Regions from separate parts of the Homo sapiens genome. Here region 2 is linked to region 1. A link is a contact called in ENCODE Hi-C or POLR2A ChIA-PET data. All regions are on one chromosome and are shown on one strand. The core of a region is the stretch at or near the end of the contact, and the rest is flanking DNA. Distances in the headings are between cores, read along the strand shown. Region 1 has its middle 64 kb from the start of SNRPE. Region 2 overlaps SOX13 (SRY-box transcription factor 13).

Region 1 (7,052 bases), core at 3,233-5,732:
TTATGCTGGCTTTGTATTGTGTCAATATAGCTAAGCTGTAACTATATTTCCCATAATTTTCTTTCCTATATATTTCTTGGAATTATCCACAAGAGAAAATTGCATAAGATTTTGAAGGTGGAAATGAAGTAGTAGCCAGTTTTATGCTCTGAAAGTCAGCATAGGGCAGGCGCAGTTATGTAGCTCACGTGTTGTCGGTTATCTACTGGCTCATTTTGCTGGTTTTAGGGCAGGATCCATTTCCCACTGGATCTCCTCTTTCATCTTGTTGAAATCCTATACCAAGTGCATGTACAGCTCTATGTTGAGGAATACCAGCTTATCCTGGAGATAAATCCCATTACCTAGAGTAGAGGGAGTGAGAGAAAGACCCGTACAGTTCCAGTTTGTCCTCATGGATTCTACTTTGTCTGTTGTCTCTCCCACATCTTCCCTTTTCAATAAATGACCTTGCTCACTTCAGGACCAGCAGCAGATGCAGAAGCAATAAATGTGCATAGACTGCTTAACCAGCTCCCATGATTGCATGAGATCTAATCCCTATAATAAATCCCTATAGTAAATTCTATGTTACTCATAGTGGTCTGCTTTCCTGATCAGATCCTAACTGATGTAATTGCCATTTCCCTAAAGGTTCCAGAGGAAACATCTGAAAAATAGAATGAGAATATGATTAATTGCATATAGGCTCTGAGGGAGTGAGAGAATATCTCTGAGAATTCAGGGATAAGACATACTTCTTGCAATAAAATGCACGAAGACTGATGCTGTGGAAACTACAAAGTTCAGTATCAACAGAGAGGAGTCTGAGACATACTTCCATACTACTGCACACAAGCAAAATCAACGAGCAGTAGGCAAAATTAGGAACGTAGGGCTTATTTGGTAATTAGCTTTACTTTTTATTGCTGATTTATTTTAGAAGCCCCTTACTGTAATGTCTGGCACAGTATGCACTTAACAAATGTTTGTAAAATGAATTGAAATTAGACTATCTATCTTGAAAATATTACAAGACTCACCTTTGCTAAAATACTATTAATTAGGCCAAAGAGAAATACTATTGCCCTGTGTTTGAGAGAGATAATAGATAAAGGGATAGTACAATATTGTCTCTTTTTATGGGAAAATATGGACCGGATAATAGAATCCCTGGCTTTTGGAAGAGGAAGTAAGTTTAGTGTAGCCCTCCCATTTTCAAAATGAGTTCAAGAGAAGTTAATTGACTTGCCCAAAGTCACTGGCAAAGTTTGTGTCAGAATCATGTTTATAGGAATATATTCACCCCATTGGTCCATTCACTAAATTATACTCTCTTCCTTGCAAAACAGTTGGGCAAAATATAGTACTGACAAAATCCATCTTAATTTGGTGAGAGATCTCTAAAGGCCAGGCCTTACCTCATTCAACATTTTCTTTAACATCTTGGATAAAGACCTATGAAAAATACAACATTTTCTTTTTTGAAATTTTTATTTTAGGTTTCAGGGGTACATGTGAAGGTTTGTTACATGGGTAAAATTGTGTCACAGGGAGAAATACTTATAACATTTTCTTTTTCTTTTTTTTTTTTTGAGATGGAGTCTCACTCTGTCGCCCAGCCTGGAATGCAATGGCGTGATCTCAATTCACGGCAACCTCTGCCTCCTGGGTTCAAGCAATTCCTCTGCCTCAGCCTCCTGAGAAGCTGGGATTACAGGCACCTGCCACCACGCCCAACTAATTTTTTGTATTTTTAATTGAGATGGGGTTTCACCATGTTGTCCAGGCTGGTCTTGAACTCCTGACCTCAGGTGATCCACCCACCTCGGCCTCCCAAAGTGCTGGGATTACAGGCATGAGCCATCACACCCGGCTTACTTATAACATTTTCAAGTGACATAACCTGTGGTAATTATAACCTATTACATTGACCTAGAGAGTTAGCATTCCAAATCCTAATTAAATAGGCTATATGTTTGGCTGAAAAAAAAAAAGTACAGGGGCATTGGAAAACCCAACATATATATTAAATATATAATAAGCATAGGAAGGGAAAGACTTGGTTTGGTAGCAGTTCATGAGAAAAAAGGCCTGGAGTTTTATAGGAGCCAATGAGTGACACAAACTTTTTTTTTTTTTTGAGGCATGGTGTCGCTCTGTCACCTAGGCTGGAGTGTAGTGGTGCAATCATGGCTCACTGCAGCCTCCACATCCTGGACTCAATCAGTCCTCCCATCTGAGCCTCCTGAGTAGCTGGGACTACAGGTGCACACCACTATGCATGGCTAATTTTTAGAAACTTTAAAAAAATATTTATGGTCAGGCATGATGTCTCACGTCTGTAATTCCAGCAATTTGGGAGGCTGAGGTGGGAAGATTGTTTGAGCCTAGGAGTTTGAGACGAGCCAGGGTAACATGGCAAGGCCCCGTCTCTACAGAAAGTACAGGCCGGGTGTGGTGGCTCACGCCTGTAATCCCAGCACTTTGAGAGGCCGAGGCGGGTGGATTGCTTGAGGTCAGGAGTTCGAGACCAGCCTGACCAAAATGGTGAAACCCCATGTCTACTAAAAATTCAAAAATTAGCCGGGTGTGGTGGCGGGTGCTTGTAATCCCAGCTACTTGGGAGGCTGAGATAGGAGAATCACTTGAACCTGGGAGACAGAGGTTGCACTGAGCTGAGATTGTGCCATTGCACTCCAGCCTGGGCAACAGAGCAAGACTCTGTCTCAAAAAAAAAAGTACAAAAAATTAGCCGGGTGTGGTGGCATGTGCCTGTAGTCCCAGCTACTTGAAAGGCTGAGGTGGGAGATTGAGCCCAGGAGGGAGAGGCTGTAGTGAGCAGTGAAACCCTGTTACAAAAAAAAAAAAAAAAAAAAAAAAAAAGCCAGGCGTGGTGGCTCACGCCTGTAATCCCAGCACTTTGGGAGGCCGAGGCAGGCAGATCACGAGGTCAGGAGATCGAGACCATCCTGGCTAACACGGTGAAACCCTGTCTCTACTAAAAATACAAAAAATTAGCCAGGCATGGTGGTGGGCGCCTGTAGTCCCAGCTACTCAGGAGGCTGAGGCAGGAGAATGGCGTGAACCCGGGAGGTGGAGCTTGCAGTGAGCCAAGATCGTGCCACTGCACTCCACCTGGGTGACAGAGCAAGATTCTGTCTCAAAAACAAAGAAAAAGAAAAAGAAAAGAAAAATGTTTATAAGGTCTTCAGGTGCAAGAAAATGGAGGAAACAAGATGAGTTGAGCATATAGACATGGGTACGATTTGGAGAAAGGCCTGAGAGAAAGCTTCAAGCTATGGGATCTATATCTTTTCCTAGGAAGCAAGAGAAGTGCTAGTAGATAATTTGTTATTATCCCTACTAAACTGAACTTTTCTTATTTCTGGTTATTTCACCTCCCCACCATATAGATGTAGTGTTCTGTTTTTACGTGTGTAAAGTGTATACCACCTTTCCTCACTACTCATCTTAATTCTATCTTTCATTGAAACCTAGCTGAAGTCCTTTTCAGTTTTCAGCCCTGTTCATGATGAACTCTCCCTTCTGAACTTCTCTAGCATTTATTTAGCCTAAATCCTGTGTACTACCTTTTAGCTTGTTACTTTTATTAATGATAATTATGGTGATGATACAGGCAACATTAATGACATATGGCATTGACAATATATATGAGTTATCTGAGAGGCCAGGCACAGTGGCCCATGCCTGTAATCCCAGCACTTTGGGAGGCCAAGGGGGATTGGATCATCTGAGGGCAGGAGTTCAAGACCAGCCTGACTAACATGGTGAAATTCCGTCTCTGCTAAATACAAAAAAATTAGTCAGGGTGATGGTGGGCATCTGTAATCCCAGCTACCCAGGAGGCTGAGACAGGAGAATTGTTTGAATTCGGGAGGCAGAGGTTGCAGTGAGTCGAGATTGCACCACTGCACTCCAGCTTAGGTGACAGTGCGAGACTCCGTCTCAAAAAAAAAAAAAGAATTATCTGAGAATGATGAAACTTTGAGCAAGGTGACTCATTTCTAAGAAGAGATACGATAAAAGCCAACTATAGAAGCTAAAGAATGAAGTGCAGCCATGTATTGCTTAATGATGGGGATACTTTCTGAGAAGTGCATTGTTAGATGATTTTGTTGTTGTATGAACATCATAGAATATACTGGCATAAACCTAGATGGCATGGCCTACTACACATCTAGGCTGTGTGATATAGTTTATTGCTCCTAAGATACAAACCTACAGAATACTGTAGGCAGTTGTAATAGGATGGTATGTATTTGTGTATTTAAATGTATCTAAACATAGGAAAGTACAGTAAAAACATAGTATAAAAGATTAAAAATCGTATAGGGCACTTACCAAGAATGGAGCTTGCAGGATTGGAAGTTGCTCTGGGTGAGTCAGTGAGTGAGTGAGTGGTGAGTGAATGTGAAGGCCTAGGACATTACTGTACACTGCTGTAGACTTTGTAAACACTGCACACTAGGCTGGGCATGGTGGCTCACGCCTGTAATCCCAGCACTTTGGGAGGCTGAGGCAGGTGGATCACCTGAGGTCAGGAGTTCGAGACCAGCCTGGCCAACATGGTGAGACCTTATCGCTACTAAAAATACAAAACTTAGCCGGGTGTGGTGGCTCATACCTGTAGTCCCAGCTACTTGGAAGGCTGAGGCATGAGAATCGCTTGAACTCGGTCGGTGGAGGCTACAGTGAGCCGAGATCATGCCACTGCACTCTAGCCAGACAGAGAGAGTGACAGAGGGAGACTCTGTCTCAAAAAAATAAATAAATAAAAATAAACACTGCACACTTAGTCTACACTAAATGTATTTAAAATTTTTCTTTCTTCAATAATAAATTAACCTTAACCTACTATAACTTTTTTACTTTATAAAATTATTATTATTATTATTTTTCTGACACAGGGTTCCACTTTGTCCCCCAGGCTGGAGTGCAGTGGCGCTATCTCAGGTCACTGTAGCCTCCCAGTTTCATGTGATCCTCCCACCTCAGCCTTCCTAGTAGCTGGGACTATAGGCATGCACCACCATGCCCAGCTAATTTTTGTATTTTTTTGTAGAGACAGGGTTTCACCATGTTGCCCAGGCTGGTCTTGAACTCCTAAGCTCAAGCGATCTGCCTGCCTTGGCCTCCCAAAGTGCTGGGATTATAGGCATGAACCACCACACCCAGCCTGAAAATTTCCTTTTCTTTTTTTTTTTTTTTTACTTTTTGACTCTTTCATATTAACACTTTACTTAAAACACAAACATATTATACACCTACACGAAAAATTTCTTCTTTATATCTTTATTCTATATGCTTTTTTCTATTTAAATGTTTTCTTTTTAAACATTTTTGTTAACAATGAAGACAGAAGCACACATATTGGCCTAGGCCTACACAGGATCGGGGTCATTTGTATCACTGTCTTCCCTTCCACATCTTGTCCTCCTGGAAGGTCTCCAGTTGCCACAATATGCCTGGAGCTGTCACCTCCAATGATACCAATGCCTCCTTCTGGAATTCCTCCTGAAGGACCTGCCTGAGACTGTTTTACAGTTAACTTTTTAAATATATAAATAGAAGGGGTACATTCTAAAATAACAATAAAAAGTATAGTATAGTATGTACATAAACCAGTAACATACTTATTTATCAATATCAAGTTTTTTTTATTATCAGTATTACGTATTCTCACTTATAGGTGAGAGCTAAACAATGGCTACATAGAGATATAGACAGCGGAATAACAGATATTGGAGACTCCATAAGGTAGAAAATGGGAGGGGGGTGAGGGATAAAATCCTACCTATTGTGCACAATGTATACTGTTTGTGGGATGGGTACACTAAAAGCCCAGATTTCCCCGCTATACAATATATCTATGTAAAACAACTGTACATGCACCCCTAAATATTTGAAAATAATAAGACAAAATAAAACATATTATGTACTGTACATAATTGTATGTGCTATGACTGGCAGCACAATAGATTGGTTTAGCCCAGCGTTACCACAGACATAAGAGTAATGCATTGTGCTATGACAACGGCTACAATGTGATGAGGGCCACCATGTCACTAGGTGATAGGGATTTTTCAGCTCCGTTCTAATCTTATGGAACCACCATGGTACATGGGGTCTGTCATTACCAAAATGTCATTATATGACTGTATATACTTTGGAAAAACCATTATTCTATTGTGGCTTTGAAATATGACATTTTGGCCAGGTGCAGTGGCTCACACCTATAATCCTAGCACTTTGGAAGGCCAAGGTGGGAGGATCACTTGAGGTCAGGAGTTTGAGACCCACCTGGCCAACATGGTGAAACCCCATCTCTAGTAAAAATACAAAAATTAGCTGGGCGTGGTGGTGCATGCCTGTAGTCCCAGCTATTTGGGAGGCTGAGGCAGGAGAATTGCTTGAATCTGGGAGGGGAAGTTTGCAGTGAGCTGAAATCATGCCACTGCACTCGAGCCTGGGTGACAGAGTGAGACTCTGTCTCAAAAAAAAAAAAAAAAAAGACATATGGCATTGTAAAAAATTGTAAAATTATCTTATAGCAAAGAGGGGCAATATATAAAGAAACTGAGACCCAGAGTGCTAAGTGACTTTGCCCAAAGTCACTAAATGAGAGAAAAATTTGATTCCCAGTGTCTTACATGTCTCTCAGATAAGGTTCTTAGCATGTTAAGTTGCAAGAAACAGAAATCAACTATGGCAGATTTAAACAGAAATGAAATTTATTTGGTGAATACATCTACCTAATGTATATTTACAGAGTGCTCACTAGGTACTATGTACTCTTTTAGGCACTGGGGATATGGCAGAAAGCAAATGGACAAAGTCCCTACTCTCAGGGAGCTTACATCCTAGTGGTGGAGACAGACAAACAAATGCATACACATATGCAGTTGAAGAAAAAAAATAAGGAGGAATGGTTCAGATGTTAGCAAAGAAAAATAGAGGTGAACTGGCAGGAGAGAGGAGTGCAATTTTATTTTATTTATTTATTTTATTTTTATTTATTTATTTACTCAGGCTGGAGTGCAATGGCACCA
Region 2 (6,899 bases), core at 2,610-5,109, 200 kb after region 1:
CTGCTGTCCCATTATGTGTCTGTCGGCTCTGTCTCTGAGTCTGCTTTCCTAAGTTTTGTGACTGCTGAGTTTCTGCTCTCTCTTGAGGCCATACCGCTGTGATTTTCTTGTGTGTCTGTCTCTGGTTCCCTGGCTGGGCCTCTGCGGATAATTTGCTGTTTCTTCTGCCCCATCTGCTCCTGCCTTGCTCCTCCTCGGCTGGCTGCTGTGGGAGCCTCCTCAGTGCCTCCTGCTGGTCAAGTAGGGGACGTCTCTCTGCTGGCCCTGGGGCACTCTCCTGACCCCAGACAGGCTGCTTGGCTGACTTCACTCCTGTCTCCCAGGCTCCCGCCACTTCCCCGAGTCCCGAAACAGCAGCCACATCAAGAGGCCCATGAACGCCTTCATGGTGTGGGCCAAGGATGAGCGGAGGAAGATCCTGCAAGCCTTCCCAGACATGCACAACTCCAGCATCAGCAAGATCCTTGGTAAGGGCCAGTGGCTGGGGCCATGGTTCAGTGTGACCTGGTTGCAGGAGCCAGCTGGGTCTATTCAGGGCTTGCTTGGTGATATTCCATACTGTGTTGGACTCCAGTGGAATCTGACGACAGGGGTGCAGGAGTTGCTGGGGATGTGAGGGCAGCTGGGTCCTGGGGTCTTATATCACTGAAGTGTTCGGTAGCACCTGTCCTCAAGAACTCAAGGAGTGTGCGTGTGTGTGTGTTTACATTCTTTAGTACTCCTGATCTAAACCTAACCTGTTCCACTGTTTGTCCAGACCCTTGCTCTGGCAGAAAACAGGAGAGACTAGTGTTCCTGGGCTGTCACTAGAAAGATTTTTTTAAATTATATGTCCTGATTGGTGGCCACGGAGGGATGTTGGGCAGGGCAGATGGAGCTCGAGGGGCCAGTTGTTTTCAAGACTGAGGCTCCTCCAGTGTCAGCGCAGGACTCTGTCAACTGAGACATCAGGTATTTTGTCCTGAGCAGGGAGCCTGTCTGGGTTGTTGAAGGTCTGAGGTGGCTGCTCTTTTGTTTATGCAAATCAGGCAGGCCAGAGGCTCAAGGAAGTTGCTGGATTGTTAGGAACATGGGTGGGTACTGAGTCTTAAGCTGGCAGTTGGATATCCCTATACAGGCCAACTTCATTCATTTGCCCAATATCCAAGGAGCACCCGTATCGGGCCAGGCCCTTGCTAAGTGCTTGCACATATATTATCTTATGGACCCACCTGGGGATCAAGGTCTTCTCAGGTCCTGCATGGGGCTGGGGGTGGTCAGCAGAGCCCAGCACTGACTGCCTGCCCCTGGGGGGTTGGGTCAGGATCTCGCTGGAAGTCCATGACCAACCAGGAGAAGCAGCCCTACTATGAGGAACAGGCGCGGCTGAGCCGGCAGCACCTGGAGAAGTATCCTGACTACAAGTACAAGCCGCGGCCCAAGCGCACCTGCATCGTGGAGGGCAAGCGGCTGCGCGTGGGAGAGTACAAGGCCCTGATGAGGACCCGGCGTCAGGATGCCCGCCAGAGCTACGTGATCCCGTGAGCAGGCCCCCCCGCAGGCAGCCAGGAGACTGTGTGTACATGTGTAGCTCTCATGAGTGGCTGGGTGTCAGTGTGTGGCCTGCCTTTGTGTGTGACCCCAGGGGTGCTGTGTGTATGCGTACGTGTGTGTGTTATCTGTGTATAGCTGAGCCTGCACGTGCGACCCGACTGTGTATGGCTATGTATGTGACTGTGGTGAGCACTCAGTGGCTGAGGATGTAGGAATGTGACTGGAGGACTGGCCACGTGGACCTGGAGAAAGTGCCTGTAGATCCCACGGCCGATAAACTCAATAGAAATTCAGAGGTGCTAGAAATCAAAGTATTCATCACACAGAAAGGTTCCTGACTTGACTAAAGCAAGCACCCTAGTCTATTCCTTTAAACAGGACATCTCCCAGGGCATTTAAAATATACAATTTCTGCCTGGTATAGTGACACACGCCTGTAATGCCAACACTTTGGGAGGCTGAGGCAGGAGGATCCCTTGAGCTCAGGAGTTTGAGACCAGCCTGGGCAACATAGTGAAACCTCATCTTTAAATAAAATTAGCCAGGTGTGGTGGTTCACACCTGTAGTCCCAGCTACTCAGGAGGCTGAGGCAGGCTCAGGAGGATCACTTGAGCCTGGGAGGCTGACGCTGCAGTCAGCTGTGATTGTACCACTGTTCTCCAGCATGGGTGACAGAGCATGACCCTGTCTCTAAATATAAGTAAACAAAACATAAAATATACAAGTTCTAAAAACTGGATTCACACATGATCCTCCAAGAATATTATCTGTTGAACACATCTATGGCCCTAGGTCTGCAGGTCATCTGCAGGGTCGTAGGTGCCAGTGAATTTGGCCATCAGAAAGCAGGCTGGGGGCAGGGTATATAAGTCACAGCCAAGAGTGTGTGGAGTGGGAGTGCATGCTCTGAGGAGGCCTGGAGGGGAGATGGGTTTGGGGTTGAATCAAGTGTGCATCCATCACCGTTCCCCTTCTCTGCCCCACAGCCCGCAGGCTGGCCAGGTGCAGATGAGCTCCTCAGATGTCCTGTACCCTCGGGCAGCAGGCATGCCGCTGGCACAGCCACTGGTGGAGCACTATGTCCCTCGTAGCCTGGACCCCAACATGCCTGTGATCGTCAACACCTGCAGCCTCAGAGAGGAGGGTGAGGGCACAGATGACAGGCACTCGGTGGCTGATGGCGAGATGTACCGGTACAGCGAGGACGAGGACTCGGAGGGCGAAGAGAAGAGCGATGGGGAGTTGGTGGTGCTCACAGACTGATCCCGGCTGGGTGGGCCTGGCCCCTTCTCCTCTGGGGAAGACCTTGTCCCAACTCGATGGGCACAGCCAGCCAACCTAAGACTATGTTGGTACTTGGACTTGTTCGTGCCCCAGAGATGGGCAAAGCTGTGCACTTGCAGATACATTCATGAGGGGAGAGGCGCCCTCCCTTCCTGAGGAGCTGTTGGCCTGGGTGGGCAGGAACTGCAGTATGGCCATGGGCTGAGCAGGCTGAGCACCTCAGCCTTTAGGGCTTATGGCCAGGGGACACTGTATGACTCTCCTCTCCTGCAGGTGTCTATCCACCTGGGGTATGGCATCTACCGACCTGTCTCCCTGGGGTCACATGCTTTGTTTCCATTCTTGTCCTGGCTGGACCAGCCACTGTGGGACCAACACCCCTCCCACACTCCCCCAGACTGCTCGTCTATCACCAGGATCGCTTTGTACTTTGTGCAAAAGGGTCTGGCTGTCCCTTGCTGTTTTCATCTCTGCCAAGCCTATTGTGCCTCTGGCTGCTGTATGTGTGCGCGTGCACGTGTGTGTGTTTCATCTGTTCATTCACTGCACAAGATATTTATTGAGTGCCCACTACGTGCCAGGCACTGTTGCTGAGTTCCTGTGGGTGTGTCTCTCGATGCCACTCCTGCTTCTCTGGGGGCCTCTTTCTGTGCTTCTCTTTGTCCCCAAATTGCTACCTCTTTGTCAGTCTGGGTGTCTCAGGTTCTGTGTGTCCTTGTGTGCATTTCTGTCTCTCTCTGTCCTCGTCTCTCTGCAAGGCCCTCTATTTCTCTCTTTCTTGGTGTCTGTCCTTTGCCCCCTGTGCCCTCTGGATTCTCTGGGTCTATGTAGGCCCCTGGTCTGCCCTGGGCTCATCAGCCTTCCTGACCTCCTCCTGCCCTCCCCTTCACTCCCTCCCTGGCTCTGCCAGTCGGTTCCCACGGAGCCATTTTTAGCTCTGATCAGCATGGGAATGTGCCTCGGCCTCCAAGGGGCTTTGTCCTGGTGCCCCCGCCCCTGGTCCCAACCTGATCCCACGAGGGAGTTGGGACAGGAGGATTGATGGTGCTCCCCTTCCTGCCAGCGTCAGAGGCCCTGGAGAGGGGCTGTCCATGGCAGCTGGTCTTTATTCCTCCCTCATGAGCACAGGGTCGGGGGGGTCCCCATTCTTGGAAGAGGTTGAGAAGACTCCTGGGCTTCAGCCTCTCCCACCCAGCCCTGCCCCTCACCTGCCTGCCCTCCCCTCCCCCACTCTATACTAGGGACTGGATCTCAGCCTCTGATCAGTTTCACAAAGTTTGTTCCCTAAGGAAATCAAATCCCATTGTCACCTAACTCTGAAGATCTAAATAGCCCTTGGATCAGTATGGGAACCCCAAATCCCACAGGGCCAGATGTGGAGTCTGTGTCTGCCCCCGTCTTCTCTCCATCCTCAAAGCCCCCACTTCTCTCCAGGCTGTTTCTTTTTTTATGACTGTAAACATAGATAGTGCTTTATTTTGTTAATAATAAGATAATGATGAGTAACTTAACCAGCACATTTCTCCTGTTTACACTCGGGGGATTTTTTTGTTTTCTGATGACATAATAAAGACAGATCATTTCAGAATCTGGCCCTTGTGCAGGGGAGGAGGGAGGCTGGCCTAAGTCCAGAATTCCCAAATATGCCACCAGCCTGGGCACCACTGTCCCCTGGTGGCAGCCTGCAGGAGCTTCAGGCCTGGGGCCTCAGAGGAATTGGCTTAATGCAAGGGAATCCCAGGCCAAGCTTGTGAGTGACACATGCCCTCCACAGAGCCCACGCTGAATGCCCCTACCTTGACGAGGTGAGGCCACCCGGATCCTAAGAAAGAAGGCAGTAGTAAGAGCACTGTAATAGGAGTCATGAAGCTCGGGGTCTCTCTAGAACTGGCCACATGGCTGGGGTTGGGGAGTGGGAGCCAGGTCTCTCCTTTGGGGCCTCATTGTCCTCATCTGACAACAAGATTAAACCTTATACCTGGTTCTTACCATTCAGAGAAGTAGCCCTTTGAGACTCTAATGAAAGCTGTGGATCCTTTTCTTAGAAAAGGGCCCACAAAGGTTTACCCTGAAGCCCATCTGAGGCCCCTACGATGCTAATTAATGAAGCAGGGTCTCTAATGATAATGCTTCAGGGCTCTCTATCCATGACACATGCTTTGAGTGAACACTTCAGACCTAGTTATCCCATTAGGAGAAGTAATAGGCCTGCAAGGGCCGGATGACAGACTGAAACACCTCAAAAATGCATATTAACCAGGCTCTAGAGAGACACATCTTGTAGTGAAAAATTAATCCCATCAGTATAGAGTGGGGACAGCAAAACCGAATGGCAGTAGTTCTTGTGGAAGAGTTGGACTTGGGCTGCATTAATAGAGGCTTGTGTTCACAACAGGGGAGGTGATGGTCCAGTGTACCCCACACAGACCTAGTCCCAGGGGTAGCGTGCCCTTCCTCGCCCCCTCACTAGGGAAGTCTCACAATGGAGGGGCCCTGAAGCAGGCACCCCACATGGAGGAGCACAGGAGGGATCCTGGTGCACATTGTCCTTAGAGGAATAGTCAGAAGGGTCAGGCGTGTTTCCTCTAGAAAAGAAGACAGAGTTGGACAGAAAGGACAAGATTGCTTTCTCCAAAACTGCCAGGTGGGCAAAGTGTAGTATTGCACAAAGTTCATGAGGCAGAACTTGAGCTCCTGGATGAGGTTCAAGACTGTCTTGACATAAAGAACACCTTTTCCACAAAAAAGAGTGAACTTCCCAACTCAAGTCCTCAAGCTCTTGAGTACTGGTGGAGGGATTTCTAGATTGGAGAGGGTAGTGGTGAGAGAGGGTAGGTGTGGTGGTTGATTCTAGGGCCACAAAGTTGGGAGGGTGTGGAATGGAGACTGCCCAAGAATTAAGGGCCCAGCCATTTGGTATGGGGAGCGTCCTGAACGCTGGCTGGCTGTTTTTTCCCCAGCCCGGGTTCTCAGAGCCTCCTCTCCTTCGCCCTCCCCACGCCACGTCTGGAAAAGATGCAGGCAGAGGTGGGAGGAGGAGCTGGCGGCGGCGCCTGCCCCCTGGTGGTCACGATGGAGAGCTGCCCATTGCACCTCCCACTCCCCTCAGCCCTCTGCCCTCCGGCCCTCCGCTCTCCGCCCTCCCCTCTCCGCCCGCCCCTCTCGGCCCCCGGCCTCCTCCACTCCACTGGTGGGTCCAAACCATGTCCTGCCAGTCTCAAGACTCTCCCAGCCTGGCTCATTCCCACCTGTCGGTCCTGAGTTCCTCTTCCCTCCCGCAAGTCCTCTTGTCTTGCCTGCCTTATTCCCTCTGCTGAGACACAGTTGCGGGTCCTGGAGCCCCACCCCTGTCTCATGAGAGGCAGGATGGGGCCAGGTGGTTGGAGAGGCCAGGAGCAGAGTGCTGTGGTCATTACCAGGAAAGCTGGGCTACAAGTTCGTCCCCTCCGTGCGTCTCCGGCAGAGACCGAGGGGCAGAGCCCGTTGGGAAGGTGAATGTGCCCAGGAGTCCTTTAACTAGAGCTCTTTGCTAAGAGTCCTGGAAGGGGCCCGAGGGGGTGGAACCCGGATCACACTGGGAGGCTCCCAGGCCTGGTGCTCAGCCAGGAGGACAGGAGTGCTGGTTAGCCTGGGGTGGCAGTGAAAGGAGCCAAGGTGGAACTCCCAGACTTTGAGGAACAGGGTTGTGTTCCCTGCCACCACACCGGCTCACTCCCCTGGAGGACTGGGGGAAGGAGAATGCTTTCTCAGAGGCGGCAGTGGGATGATGTCTGCTGTTAATTCCTTCCCATACAGATGGTGGTCAGGACCTTAGGGGCACAGGACAATACCCGGGGGGGGGGGGGGGGCTCTGTCCCAGCCATTCCCTACTCACCACTGCAACACTTATCTCCAGCGCAACAGCATCAAGACCCAGGAGGCTGGAAACAAAGCTGGCTTCACAGTGTTAATTCTGCCCTCAATTCCAGAGGTGGCTCAGAGAGGAAGAAGGAGCGGGGACACTGCTATTTAGTCCAGACAGGTAGTGTCTATGATGACCACCTGACCCCACAGGTGACCCCAGGGGGCCCCTACCTGCCCA

The links. Hi-C counts contacts between places; a loop is a spot of excess contacts on that map. ChIA-PET counts read pairs that join two places held with the same protein, here RNA polymerase II (POLR2A). Pooled maps may share reads with other maps.
Region 2: a map of IMR-90 shows a loop between it and region 1 (9-fold over the local background). The contact joins two enhancer-like sites. A Hi-C loop is called at or near these places in 2 of 168 maps with a recorded cell type or tissue (IMR-90 and OCI-LY7) and 3 of 50 pooled maps. POLR2A ChIA-PET finds 5 or more read pairs at or near these places in 6 of 52 experiments (A549, AG04450, Caco-2 and 3 more).

Annotation. Positions count from the first base shown.
Region 1 is chr1:203,922,274-203,929,325 of GRCh38, forward strand. No RefSeq gene overlaps it. Among named protein-coding and RNA genes, the nearest start is that of SNRPE, 64 kb to the left of the region's middle. Within about 2 kb of position 4,483, at least 3 of the 41 ENCODE cell types and tissues checked have a DNase peak (open chromatin) inside an H3K27ac peak, as active enhancers do.
Region 2 is chr1:204,123,338-204,130,236 of GRCh38, forward strand. SOX13 (SRY-box transcription factor 13) reads left to right here. Exons shown (of 14, transcript NM_005686.3): 12 at 324-467; 13 at 1,304-1,520; 14 at 2,521-4,406. The coding sequence ends at 2,797. Among named protein-coding and RNA genes, the nearest start is that of ERLNC1, 15 kb to the right of the region's middle. RefSeq lists enhancers at 2,190-2,691, 2,692-3,191, 6,542-6,899. Within about 2 kb of position 3,860, at least 7 of the 41 ENCODE cell types and tissues checked have a DNase peak (open chromatin) inside an H3K27ac peak, as active enhancers do.